2 separate regions of the Homo sapiens genome follow, and region 2 is linked to region 1. A link is an interaction called in ENCODE POLR2A ChIA-PET data of the cell type or tissue named here. Cell type or tissue: CD4-positive, alpha-beta T cell. All regions are shown on one strand.

Region 1 (2,500 bases):
AATGTTCAGGTTCTGCTTTTTACAATGAGAAGAATAACTTAGTACCATATCTACCCAAATGACATTATATCATTTCATACGAAACCAGCCAACACAAAACTGGGCTAAGAAAGTTACATCTTACTGGAAAAAAAAATCACTAATAAGGTTATAGAATCAAGATCCTATCTTGTATCTCATCAATCTCTGTACAGCCATAGTTTCTTAGAAAACCACAAGAGAATGAAATTTAATTAGCTGCTGACTCCGATAGAGTTTTGTTTTTTTTTTTTAATGTGCTCCAAAGTAGCATTTGGACAGGTTGAGGCATTCACTATCAATTTACTGCTTTCCCTCAAGCAAAAAGGTCAAGTATTCAACTTAAGCTGCAACATCAGCAACACTTACCAATTATAAATTCCTGAATGAGGTCAAATGAATGGCAGGCAGAGACATTCTCAGAAATCCACTGAATAATCTTTAAAAAGTCAGACAGAACTCTGTTGGTATTTAAATCTGCTCTCTGCCTCCACTACCAAAGAAGTACAAATATACATGAATCTTTTGCATTCTATACCTATTTTAGAATTGCCTAAGAATATACTCACTTCTATACTATCTTCAAGATACATAATGCAATTCTGGGTAGGTAAAACGGTATTTTATAAGTGAGATCCTTTTTATACATCTTTTTAATAAATCTCCTTGGCTGGAAACCAAATAAACGTTCCTCAACCTAACGTTTGTGCAAGAATAGGTCATGTTATAGCAAAGCACCAGTGGAAAGAGCCGTGGGATACAGGAAAAAAAGAAAAACAAAACCACTAGGCTTGAGGGCAGCAGAGCTGGGTGTGAATTCCAGCTGGGTCCTGGGTGTGAATACGGACACACCAGTTAACCTTTGTGAGCATCACTGTACTGCCTCCTGAGGGAGGGATAATCCCTGCTATACCATCAACTCGCTCATCTCCATAATCATCCTCACCTGCTAGAGGAATGTTTTCCATCTCAGCACTGACAGATATTATAAGGCACGCCTAACCATGGTGCACACTTGCACTTCTGCTCCTACCAGTAAGCTGTTTAATTCAAAACCGATTTATGTTATTGTACTTATTTTCAAAATTAGGTAATACGATATTACTATCGACAAGTAAAATGTGGATGCAGAGAGTGTCATTGGGTCAGTAAAAGTTGAATGCTTTGTAAAGAGTCAAAGGCATGTCTCTAAAACACTAGAAAATTAGGTTTAGGGGAAACAACTAAAAAAGATTGGGTAAAAAATGCCTGGTATACACAGCTTGCTTTGTAAGGGTCTTTAAATTACTATATCCTTAGAAATAAAAATTTTTAAAAAGTAACAGGAAGTTAGAGGTAACTCATTACTAGTGCTTTTATGCATGAAAAATGATGTTGAACTTCAATTAGCAGATGCACAAAGAAAGGCTTGAGTCAAAACATGGGTGAATAATGTACATTGTTATGTTTCAGGTTAAAATAAAACGTCTAATGTCTTTTTTTTTTTTTTTGTAGTTAACCAGCCACTCTTTGATCTTAACCACATCTGATAAAGAGATTTTTCTGACTTCACAGGATAGCTGTAAAATAACACAGAATGCACGTGGAAGTACTTAATAAACTCTAATGTGAAATACAAATGTAAGCTATTTTTATTACAAATGTAATAAATATCTGCCACCAGATTTTAGTCCTTTTGATAATTATAGATCAAATACAGACCAGGAGAAAAAGTAGATATTTAAGAAACGCATTATTTACTGAGCTCTTCATTGAAATATTACTGACATAGCTAAACTTTTATTCCCAATATGGAAAAGGGGGTACCCAAAAGAACAGAAACACCCTGAGTGTGAGACCTGGTAGGGATCCATAAAAAAGCAGCGCAAAAGATGACGATGTCAGCAGCAAGGCCACACACCTCAATTAATTGTTACTAAATAAAAATAACTCCTGACCATTTTCAACCACAAAATAAATATGTTCAGTGTCGTCTATCTGCCCATTTTAAAACATGAGCTATCTTCTCACCTGGGCTTCCAGGAACTGCGCACCTTGACCGCAGTAGAGCGCGCAGTGCAACGCAGCCATCTTCTCACAGTCTAAGCAAGTGTTCTGCAGAAGCTGTAATAAAGACGACTGGCTGAGCAGTGCTCTATAGAGCTTTCCAGAACAACAATCCAATACCAGGGACCCTGACAATGACTGTAAAGGGCAATGAGGTAGCATATCAATCATTTCATTATTTCCTGGCAAAAAAAAAAAAAACAGTAGATCAGCAAATAGAAGAAACTCCTTTCACCCAAACATAGATATTAAAGTCAAAACAAACTCAAATGGGCCACCTCTACAAGAGAAAAACTATAGCCGTACCTGTCAGAAAGAGATTGTGGCAGATCAGGTCTGGATGTTGAACATTAAGTAGGTGGAAGAAATGACCAGGTAAGTAAACAGCCACATAATAGTCTATAGAAGAGAAAGATTTACATCATCTACATGTGGT
Region 2 (2,500 bases), 150 kb after region 1:
GACACATACATACATATGTGTGCATGTATAGATATATACACATACATATATATGTACAGAGAGATATATAACATTTATAAATGTTTTAAAAACAGATTAAAAAGTATCTGGAAAAATCATATTAAAGCAGAATTGAATGGGAGGTTAAGAGAGATTTTCACTCTTTATGTATTTTACGTTTTTTTAATTTTATTTATTTATTTTTGAGACAGAGTCTCGCTCTGTCACCCAGGCTGGAGTGCAGTAGCCCAAACACAGCTTGTGCAGCCTCTACCTCCCAGGCTCAAGTGATCCTCCCACCTCAGCCTCTCAAGTAGCTGGGACTGCAGGTGTGCACCACCATGCCTGGCTACTTTAAAAAAATTTTTTTTTTTTTGTAGAAGCAGGGTTTCCCTATTTTGCCCGGGTTGGTTTCGAATTCCTGGGCTCCTTCCTCAACTTCCCAAAGTGTTGGGATTACAGGCATTAGACACCATGCTCAGCCTTTACATTCTTTAAAAAACTATTTATAATGAGTGTATTTTACTTTATTTCGTTCATTGAAAATATATGTAGAAAGCGAATGACCACTGGCATGACTGAGCTGGGTGTGGTGGTGTGCAACTGTAGTCCCAGCTACTCAGGAGGCTGAGACAGGAGAATTGCTTGAACCCAGGAGGCGGAGGTTGCAGTGAGCTGAGATCGCCCCACTGCGCTCCAGCCTGGGCGACAGCAAGACTTCGTCTAAAAAAAAAAAAAAAAAAAAAAAAACCGCGATATGATCTGTGATTGCACACAAGCACACTGTTTTTATCTAAGTAAATCTGAAGTGATTTGGGGGGGGGGATTCCAATAGATTTTAGGGTCTTCAAGTTTTATTACATAGCAAGCTCATTTCTATTTAGATAGTGTGTTTACTTATTTAGACGGTATTATGTTTAATATGGCTGGGTGAGGGCTGACAGTAGGAAGGCCTCCTCCAGCCACTCCTTGGCACTACCTGTTTCATCACTTTGGGCAAATTATTTTAACCTCTTGAAGCCTCAGTTTCCTCATCTGTAAAATGATGTTAGACTACGTAATTTTAAGAACTTTTGCCCAGCTTTCAGATTCTATAATTCTGGTATTTTGTGACATCCAAAACTCAAATGAGGAAAACATTAGTTAGAGGGGCATGGTTATTAATTGTGATTTGTGACTGCACTTTACATAAACTCTGGATTTAAAAGATGCTATTAATTTTACATTTCCATTAACAGAAGGGAATACTGTTGTGAATTATCCAGAATAGCATAATTTAAAAGTCATTTATAGTTAGCTTTAGCATATCTTAAAGTATCAGATGATTTCTGAGCAAATATAATAATTTTTATTATGTTTTAATATTAAAATGATTCTCCATTCTCTAAGTGACATTTGTAGGCAATATGATAAACCTGTAAATGTTTTGAATAAAATTAAAAAATGTAGAAAGCTAAAAGTTGACTTAACCTAGAAATGTTACCAAAAATTGCAAATACCTTGTTCAGTGTTGAAACACAACTGTGAATATGTAGGCAGCACTTCACGGTGATTAACAGCATCAATGTTACTGTCAGACAGACCTGAAGCTACCTCATGTAAGTTATCTAAGCTCTTTGAATTTTAGTTGCCATATCTATAAAATGGGACTGAAACATTGTACCTATTTTGTAGGAGGTGATTTGTAACAGGTGATTTGAAAATTAAATTAAATTAAATTATAAGGCTAGGTGCAGTGGCTCACCCCTGTAACCTCAGCAATTTGGGAGGCTGAGGTGGGCAGTTCACCTGAGGTTGGGAGTTGGAGACCAGCCTGGCCAACATGGTGAAACCCTGTCTCTACTAAAAATACAAAAATTAGCCAGGCGCAGTGGCATGCACCTGTAGTCCTAGCTGCTTGGGAGGCTGAGGCAGGAGAATCGCTTGAACCTGGGAGGCAGAGGCTACAGAGAGCTGAGATCCCATCATTTCACTCCAGCCTGGGCAACAGAGCGAGACTCTGCCTCAAATAATAAATAAATAAATGAGATAATATAAGGAAAGCACCCAGTACAGTGTTTGACATATGTTTGCTCAAAACAGCTGATTTCTTTCTCTCTTTTTTTTTTTGTCCTTAAACACAGTATTTACTCGACTCTTCACTTACAAATAATATACTGGTATATTATTTAGTATATGTTGTAAATCGAAGGTATCATAGGCTTTATGATTAACAGTTCAAATTCTAAAATTTAAATGCCTGTGTCTAAATGTCAACTCTGCCACTTGCATGCTATGTGACCTTGGATATCTGTAAATCAGAATGAATGATAATTAATTTATAGAGTTGTTATATGTATTAATTCAAATGAAATAATGCATATAAAGGATCAAAAATGTTAGCTACTATTACCATTCATTAACTATAGAAATCAGTCATCTAACATTGCATTTAGTGGCAGACCAACATACAAGAGAACATTGTTCTCTTTCTACTTCTTCACCACTCCTGTCTTATTTT

The links. Peaks named below come from ENCODE experiments on the same cell type or tissue, not always from the same donor. Only the 100,000 strongest peaks of a DNase experiment are listed, where the experiment ranks them.
Region 2: POLR2A ChIA-PET joins it to region 1 with 5 read pairs; 3 of 35 experiments call an interaction of 5 or more read pairs at or near these places.

The regions. Positions count from the first base shown.
Region 1 is chr7:77,353,185-77,355,684 of GRCh38, forward strand. It overlaps GSAP (gamma-secretase activating protein), which reads right to left. Exons shown (of 31, transcript NM_017439.4): 15 at 2,371-2,463; 16 at 2,029-2,246; 17 at 388-457. Among named protein-coding and RNA genes, the nearest start is that of GSAP, 62 kb to the right of the region's middle. In CD4-positive, alpha-beta T cell, no CTCF peak of the experiment used is centred here; a DNase peak (open chromatin) is centred at 1,537.
Region 2 is chr7:77,501,797-77,504,296 of GRCh38, forward strand. No RefSeq gene overlaps it. Among named protein-coding and RNA genes, the nearest start is that of PTPN12, 34 kb to the right of the region's middle. In CD4-positive, alpha-beta T cell, no CTCF peak of the experiment used is centred here; no DNase peak of the experiment used is centred here.